Linked DNA regions of Homo sapiens: region 2 is linked to region 1. A link is a contact called in ENCODE Hi-C or POLR2A ChIA-PET data. All regions are on one chromosome and are shown on one strand. Each heading gives the region's core, a stretch centred on a gene start or an enhancer-like site at or near the end of the contact. The rest is flanking DNA. Distances are from core to core; before and after follow the strand shown.

What was found. A loop is a pair of places that touch in the nucleus more often than their neighbours do. ChIA-PET counts read pairs that join two places held with the same protein, here RNA polymerase II (POLR2A). Pooled maps may share reads with other maps.
Region 2: a loop to region 1 is called in a map of endothelial cell of umbilical vein, with 5 times the contacts of the local background. The contact joins two enhancer-like sites. A Hi-C loop is called at or near these places in 6 of 168 maps with a recorded cell type or tissue (B cell, CD4-positive, alpha-beta T cell, CD8-positive, alpha-beta T cell and 3 more), 2 of 37 single-sample maps with no recorded cell type and 10 of 50 pooled maps. POLR2A ChIA-PET finds 5 or more read pairs at or near these places in 10 of 52 experiments (CD4-positive, alpha-beta T cell, CD4-positive, alpha-beta memory T cell, IMR-90 and 7 more).

The regions. Positions count from the first base shown.
Region 1 is chr1:12,207,151-12,211,504 of GRCh38, forward strand. It overlaps TNFRSF1B (TNF receptor superfamily member 1B), which reads left to right. Exons shown (of 10, transcript NM_001066.3): 10 at 1-2,070. Among named protein-coding and RNA genes, the nearest start is that of MIR4632, 18 kb to the left of the region's middle. RefSeq lists an enhancer at 1-340 and a silencer at 3,329-3,408. Within about 2 kb of position 2,266, at least 8 of the 41 ENCODE cell types and tissues checked have a DNase peak (open chromatin) inside an H3K27ac peak, as active enhancers do.
Region 2 is chr1:12,242,641-12,246,906 of GRCh38, forward strand. VPS13D (vacuolar protein sorting 13 homolog D) reads left to right here. Exons shown (of 70, transcript NM_015378.4): 4 at 1,606-1,796; 5 at 1,897-1,977. Among named protein-coding and RNA genes, the nearest start is that of VPS13D, 15 kb to the left of the region's middle. Within about 2 kb of position 2,116, at least 2 of the 41 ENCODE cell types and tissues checked have a DNase peak (open chromatin) inside an H3K27ac peak, as active enhancers do.

The sequences.
Region 1 (4,354 bases), core at 1,016-3,515:
AGTGCCCTCCACAGCCGCAGCCTCCCTCTGACCTGCAGGCCAAGAGCAGAGGCAGCGAGTTGTGGAAAGCCTCTGCTGCCATGGCGTGTCCCTCTCGGAAGGCTGGCTGGGCATGGACGTTCGGGGCATGCTGGGGCAAGTCCCTGACTCTCTGTGACCTGCCCCGCCCAGCTGCACCTGCCAGCCTGGCTTCTGGAGCCCTTGGGTTTTTTGTTTGTTTGTTTGTTTGTTTGTTTGTTTCTCCCCCTGGGCTCTGCCCCAGCTCTGGCTTCCAGAAAACCCCAGCATCCTTTTCTGCAGAGGGGCTTTCTGGAGAGGAGGGATGCTGCCTGAGTCACCCATGAAGACAGGACAGTGCTTCAGCCTGAGGCTGAGACTGCGGGATGGTCCTGGGGCTCTGTGCAGGGAGGAGGTGGCAGCCCTGTAGGGAACGGGGTCCTTCAAGTTAGCTCAGGAGGCTTGGAAAGCATCACCTCAGGCCAGGTGCAGTGGCTCACGCCTATGATCCCAGCACTTTGGGAGGCTGAGGCGGGTGGATCACCTGAGGTTAGGAGTTCGAGACCAGCCTGGCCAACATGGTAAAACCCCATCTCTACTAAAAATACAGAAATTAGCCGGGCGTGGTGGCGGGCACCTATAGTCCCAGCTACTCAGAAGCCTGAGGCTGGGAAATCGTTTGAACCCGGGAAGCGGAGGTTGCAGGGAGCCGAGATCACGCCACTGCACTCCAGCCTGGGCGACAGAGCGAGAGTCTGTCTCAAAAGAAAAAAAAAAGCACCGCCTCCAAATGCCAACTTGTCCTTTTGTACCATGGTGTGAAAGTCAGATGCCCAGAGGGCCCAGGCAGGCCACCATATTCAGTGCTGTGGCCTGGGCAAGATAACGCACTTCTAACTAGAAATCTGCCAATTTTTTAAAAAAGTAAGTACCACTCAGGCCAACAAGCCAACGACAAAGCCAAACTCTGCCAGCCACATCCAACCCCCCACCTGCCATTTGCACCCTCCGCCTTCACTCCGGTGTGCCTGCAGCCCCGCGCCTCCTTCCTTGCTGTCCTAGGCCACACCATCTCCTTTCAGGGAATTTCAGGAACTAGAGATGACTGAGTCCTCGTAGCCATCTCTCTACTCCTACCTCAGCCTAGACCCTCCTCCTCCCCCAGAGGGGTGGGTTCCTCTTCCCCACTCCCCACCTTCAATTCCTGGGCCCCAAACGGGCTGCCCTGCCACTTTGGTACATGGCCAGTGTGATCCCAAGTGCCAGTCTTGTGTCTGCGTCTGTGTTGCGTGTCGTGGGTGTGTGTAGCCAAGGTCGGTAAGTTGAATGGCCTGCCTTGAAGCCACTGAAGCTGGGATTCCTCCCCATTAGAGTCAGCCTTCCCCCTCCCAGGGCCAGGGCCCTGCAGAGGGGAAACCAGTGTAGCCTTGCCCGGATTCTGGGAGGAAGCAGGTTGAGGGGCTCCTGGAAAGGCTCAGTCTCAGGAGCATGGGGATAAAGGAGAAGGCATGAAATTGTCTAGCAGAGCAGGGGCAGGGTGATAAATTGTTGATAAATTCCACTGGACTTGAGCTTGGCAGCTGAACTATTGGAGGGTGGGAGAGCCCAGCCATTACCATGGAGACAAGAAGGGTTTTCCACCCTGGAATCAAGATGTCAGACTGGCTGGCTGCAGTGACGTGCACCTGTACTCAGGAGGCTGAGGGGAGGATCACTGGAGCCCAGGAGTTTGAGGCTGCAGCGAGCTATGATCGCGCCACTACACTCCAGCCTGAGCAACAGAGTGAGACCCTGTCTCTTAAAGAAAAAAAAAGTCAGACTGCTGGGACTGGCCAGGTTTCTGCCCACATTGGACCCACATGAGGACATGATGGAGCGCACCTGCCCCCTGGTGGACAGTCCTGGGAGAACCTCAGGCTTCCTTGGCATCACAGGGCAGAGCCGGGAAGCGATGAATTTGGAGACTCTGTGGGGCCTTGGTTCCCTTGTGTGTGTGTGTTGATCCCAAGACAATGAAAGTTTGCACTGTATGCTGGACGGCATTCCTGCTTATCAATAAACCTGTTTGTTTTACACGTCGACCCCTGGCTCTGCCTGGGGTCTGGGCTTGGGTTTGTCCATGCTCCTACTTGTCTGCCACCCCTGTGTAAGGGGAGATGGCGTCACGGTCCCTGGAGTCTGGCTGGCCCCTGTTGTGACTGGACCACAGAGGGACCCCTGTTACAGCCGCCCCCTCAAGCCTGTGAACCATAAGAGAACTTCCTGCTCGGGACCACACAGCTGGCTGGGTTCCAAGTGTGCCCTGGTCTCATGCCTTCATCCTCCAGGTCTCCTGGGCCTGCTCTCAGGACCGGGATGGGGTCTCTGCAGATCCCTAGCAGCCTAGGCAGCCAGGCTCTGCCCTCCTGGGGACCCCACTCGGGGAGAGTGGTTGCCCCTGGGATACTCAGACCAGTACAGGGTTTTGGGGGCCCAGAGGACATCCCTGGGCCCAGGTAGGAGGTTAGAACAGGGTTCTGGAGATGACCTCTGACCTCCTCCTGAGGGATGAGCAGCAGTTTTCCAGAACAAAGGATTGCAGGGAACTGTCAGGCAAAAGGAGTTCTGAGTTTAAAGGCCTTAGCCTGGCCAGCATGGTGAAACCCCATCTCTACCAAAAATACAAAAAATTAGCTGGGCATGACGGTATGCACCTATAATCCCAGCTAGTCAGGAGGCCGAGGCACGAGAATTGCTTGAATCAAGGCAACAGAGGTTGCAGTGAGCTGAGATCGGGCCACTGCACTCCAGCCTGGGTGACAGAGTAAGAGTCTGTCTCCAAATAAAATAAATAAATAAAATCAATTAATTAGAAGAAAGCCTTGGAGGGGAGAGAGACCTTGGCCTGTGTATTGGTTCCACTGACCCCCTGGGTCACCATCGTCACTCCAGCTCCTGTGACTCCCTCAGTGGGACCATTTTCATTCTTGGTGATTATAGGATCTGTGATTGATGGAACGCCCCGCCTCCTGGCTTCTCGCCCTCCTCTCCTCCATGGTCCTGTCCTCCAGCCTGTCTCAGTCACTCAACCCTTGACCAAGGCTCCCCACACTTATTCCATAAAGAGCCAGGGAGCAAATTTATTTTAATTTTTTGAGACAAGGTCTCACTCTGTTACCCAAGCTGAAATGTGATCGTGGCTCACTGCAGCCCTGACCTCCAGTCGCAGCCTCTTGAGCAGCTAGGACTACAGGCATGGACCACTATGCCGAGCTAAATTTTAAATTTTTTTATTTTTATTTTTTGGGTTTCCCTGTGTTGCCCAGGCTGGTCTCGAACTCCTGGGCTCAAGTGATCCACCGGCCTGGGCCTCCTGAACTGCTGGGATTACAGGTGTGAGCCATTGCGCCTGACCAGAATCAATATTTTACACTTGGCAGGCCTTACAGTTTCTGCAACAACCACTCACCTGTGCTGTTGAAGTGTGAAAACAGCTGTGCACAGGACATGAAAGAATGGGCAGGAGGCGGATGTGGCCTTCGGGGTGTGCCCATGCCAGTGCCTTAGAGCCTGGCATTACTGATAACTGCACGCTAATCTCAATTTCAAGCATCCCACTTCCCCCCACCCCTACTTCCTCCTGTCTTTCTCCCTCAGTGGCACCTGCAGCTGTTGGTTACGTTTTCTCCCTTGTACGCACCCACGGCACTTTCTCCTGGTTTGTTGTTCTCTCTCTGGTTGAACCCAGCTCTCTGCCTGTGCCACACCTGCACGTCTGCACCTGGCTGGGGCAGGATGATGGCCTTCCACCATGCTGGCTGGTCGCGTTTTCATTTCATGATCATTAGACTTGGCTGGGCACAGTGGCTTATGCCTGTAATCCCAGCACTTTGGGAGGCTGAGGTGGGCAGACTGCTTGAGCTCAGGAGTTCAAGACCAGCCTGGGGCAACATGGTGAAACCTCATCTCCACAGAAAAATACAGAAACTAGCTGGGTGCGGTGGCACGTACCTGGAATCCCAGCTACCCATGAGGTTGAAGTGGGAGGATTGCTTGAGCCCAGGAGGCGGAGGTTGTTGTGAGCTGAGATCTTGCCACTGCACTCCAGCCTGGGGGATGGAAAAAAAGAATAAATTCTATGGGGGTCCTTGGTGCTGCCCAGCAGTGACAACAGGTCCCCTCCCCGATATATTAGTTCCTGTTGTTGCTATAACAAACCACACAAACTCAGTGGCTTAAAACAATACAATTTCATTCTCCTACAGCTCTGGGAGCCAGAAGTATAAAAGCAAGGTGTTGCCAGGCCTGCTAGGCTCAAATGGGGAATTTGTTCTTGGAGGCTTTAGGGGAGAATCTGATTCCTTGCCTTCAGCTTCCA
Region 2 (4,266 bases), core at 866-3,365, 35 kb after region 1:
GAGGTGAAAACTGAGAGCCCTGGAGTTTGTATTGATTTGGCCAGTTAGAGGAAGGATATAGCAAATGTTAGAGTTTAGGCCAGTCTTAAAGTGTGGTCTTTGGGCCACTCGTATCAGGATGACCTTGTGATGGTGGTGGGGAGGTCAGGTGATACCCGGACCGACTGAATCAGAATCTCTGAGGGAATGTCATTGAACCTACAGTGTTTAATAAGCACTCCAGGTGATTCTTATGTTTACTCAAGTGTGAGAACCTCTGTTCTACATTCAAGGTTTCCTTTTCTTTCCCCTTTCCCTTTTTCTTTTTCTTTTCTTTTCTTTTTTTTTTTTCAGATGGAGTCTCGCTCTGTCACCGAGGCTGGAGTGCCGTGGTGCGATCTCGGCTCACTGCAACCTCTGCCTCTCGGGTTGAAGCAATTCTTCTGCCTCAGCCTCTAGAGTAGCTGGGACTACAGGTGTGCACCACCATGCCCGGCTAATTTTTTTGTATTTTTAGTAGAGACGAGGTTTCGCCTTGTTGGCCAGGCTGGTCTTGAACTCCTGACCTCAGGTGATCTGCCTGTCTCGGCCTCCCAAAGTGCTGGGATTACGGGCGTGAGCCACCATGCCTGGCCTCCTTTTTATTTATGTATTTATTTATTTATGACAGGGTCTTGCTTTGTCACCCAGGCTGGAGTACAGGGATGCTATCATAGCTCACTACAGCTTTGAACTTCCAGGCTAAAGAGATCCTCCTGCCTCAGCTTCCCCAGCTATTAGTTGGAATAGTTGAATACAGCTGCGTGCCACCAAGCTTGGCTAAATTTCTGAATTTATTACTGGATTACACGGTTGATCATTTGATGTTGTCATTAAAAATACCATTGTTGGACTGGACTTGGTGGCTTTCACCTGGAATCCCAGCACTTTGGGAGGCTGAGGCAGGAGGATCACTTGAGGCCAGGAGTTCAAGACCAGCCTGGGCAACACTGCTTGACTCTTATAAATTGAACATAAAGAAAGCTTGTATTCTAGGAGGCTTGGCTAGAAATGGAAGAACTTGGGAAATAAATATCACAATTCTACCGAGCCGTTTGGCTTTCTCATCAGCCCAGGTTCTCATGAAGCATCAGAATTCTTTATTGAGAGAAGGCCAGCACCATTTACCTATGTTTCAGTTTGTGGTGGGTATGTTCAAGATTGAATATATCATAGGTCTGATGACTCCAACTAGTGCTTATCAACCAGACAATGACTAATGAACAAGAAATGAGTTTAGTGTCCATGGGCTTGTGCGGGACCCGGGGAAGAAAGACACCCTGAGCAAGTGTAAGATGTACTCCAGTTGGAAAAGGAGATAGTTTCTAGAGGAGGGATGTTACTGTTGATGTGGTAAAGTCTTCGCGAACTTTTTCCAGCTTATATAAGTCATTATACCTTATTCTTACAGATGTCAGCCTCCTAACACTTGTTTCACATGTGCAAGAGCCTGCTGCCTGTTGTTTTAAATAAAAAAAAGTAGTAACAGCAATCCATGCTCCTTAAACAAAATTGTAAAAATACCAAAAAATGGAAAGAATTAAAAATGTGTACAGATGGTGAACAAGACTTTCCTTCTCCTTCCAGGCTTCATTGGGAAAGTAACCCTTCAGATTCCCTTTTATCGCCCCCATGTGGACCCTTGGGTGATCTCCATCTCCAGCCTTCACTTAATTGGAGCCCCAGAGAAAATACAGGATTTCAATGATGAAAAGGAGAAGCTGTTGGAAAGGGAACGTAAGAAAGCACTACTTCAAGCCCTGGAGGAGAAATGGAAGGCAAGGCAGAGATCTTCTGGGCCATAAGAGCAGTTGTGGTGACACGTGTAAGATGAGCAAGAACACTAGATTGAGCTAATGCTGACTCTTGTCTTTGTAGAATGACCGCCAGCAGAAAGGGGAGTCCTATTGGTATTCAGTTACCGCCTCCGTAGTTACAAGGATTGTGGAGAATATTGAAGTAAGTCCTGCTGACTTTTATAAAAGTATCAACGTGAAAGGGATTTCTCAGGTTTAAACGTGTTTCTCCTCTTAGTTTCTCATTTCTCGTGGGCTCAGCTGATCTAGGGTGTAGATGGGGCTGGCTGCTCAGGTCTGCCCTTTTGTAGGCTGTGCCAAGAGGAAAACCTGACAAGCAAGTCCTAGGCTCTGTGGCAGACACAGAGTTTTCTTGTTTCTGCTGGCATGAGGAGGAGTTTTCACATCTCTTCCATTTCACTTCCCGCACTTTCTTTTTGAATGTTGGAATCCCACTTGCTCAAGGATTTATGGCCTAAGAATCCAGGTTACTTGACCTTGATGACTGTATGGTTTCAGGGTAAATCACTTCACCTCTCTGGTCTCAGTTTCTTCATCTGTAAAAGAGAGAGGTTGGATGCCTGGTCTCTAGTTGGTTACATAGTGAGTTGTGAAATTGCGAACAGCTCACTAAGATACCTAACCTCTTGCTGGTGTATCTGGTGGCAATTTGACGAGTTACAGGACTGGGGCTGTTGACCTTGCCCATGTTTTCTACTTCAATTATACTTTTGTTTCATCCTCAAAAACTTGATCAGGGTCCCACTAATTTTCGTGAATGTTTTAAGAGTTTGTCCATACTTACTACCTCTAGAAGTTTCTTGCAGTGCCAATGTGACAGAGGCCAAATGTGTTCAATGTATGTCATGTTCCCAAAAATTACAGTCTGAGGTTTTTGATTTCGTAACTTTCCTTTGACAAACAAATTTATAAAATATTAGTCATTATTTTCATTTTATCTTAGTTTAAGTAGTTTTATTGAGATATAGTTCTTATGCCAGAAAGTTCAGTCTTTTAAAGTGTACAATTTAATGTTTTTTAGTATATTTACAAGGTTGTGCGTTGGTCACCACTAAATAATTCCAGAACATTTTTATCATCCCAACAGGTAGTCACTGCCAAAGCTGGGCTTCGTGGCATGTACCTGTAATCCCAGCTACTTGGGAGGCTGGGGCAAGAGGATGACTTGAGCCGAGGAGTTGGGCTGCAAGGCTGTAGTGAGCTATAATAGTGCCCCTGCACCCCATTCTGGGCAACAGACCAAAACCCTGTATCTTAAAAAAAAAATAATAATTTAAAAAAGTAGTCATTGCCAATTCCCCTCTGCCTTCAGCCCCTGTCAATCACTAATCTACTTTCTTTCTAGATTTGCCTATTGTAGACATTTCATCTAAATGGAATCATGTAATATATAGCCTGGCCATTTTCACTTGACATAATGTTTTCAAGGGTCATCTGTGTAGTAGCATGTGTCAGCACTTTATTCCTTTTTATGACTGAATCATATATTCCATTGTATGGATTGTCAAAGATTAAACAAAGCTGGACCTCAGAGCAATGAAAACAGATTTTACTCTGTAACTACTGACAGTAGAGGAAAGAGCTGAGCTCCAGGCTGACTTGTGTGGAGGTAGCTGGGCCTTTTAAAGAGAGCTTGAGGGTGCAGGGAGGTGGAGTGAGTGGGTACTCAAGTGAAAAATTACAAGGCGTTGGTCGCTGTGAATGTCATTAGGCTAACTGTGTCCGCTGGCAGTGATCAAAGTTAGGATTCTATCCTCCCTCAGACTGGGAGATTGAGCCTTACCCTTCCTGATGATTACATTTCAAAGGAGTGGCTTTCAGGTCCTTAAGAAAGACACTCCTGAGCTGTAGGAGATACAGGTCGAGTATCCCAAATCTGAAAATCTGAAATCCTCCAAAGTTTGAAACTTTTTGAGTGCCCACATGATACTCAAAGGAAATGCTCATTGGAGCATTTTGGAGTTTGGATTTTTGGATTTGGGATACTCAGCCAGTTAAGTATAATGCAAATATTTCAAAATCCCCCCCAAAAATGAAATCCGGAACACTTCTTGTCCCAAGCCTTTCAGATAAGGGATACGTGACCTGTACATATACATCTCTCAGAGAAATGTCACAGTTGAATTGCTCTGCAAACCTATAAACCCTTTTCAGTAAACGTGCTATAAGAAAGGAAGGTCAGGGGCCTGTGTCAGGTGTTGTCTGGAATAAAGGGTACGTTCTTTTGATAGTCCTGAGCTTTACCAGGCAAGAACTCAGTAGAGGACTGTGTTGTCCCCAGGGACATGGCCTCGGGCTGCCAGAAGCCATATTAAAGTTTGGTCAAGTCTCTTTGGAATGGAATGTTCTTGCTGAGAGTCCTTGCGTTTCTCAGGACATACGACATTTTGTTTATTCATTCATGAGTTGCTGGACATTTGGGTTGGTTCTC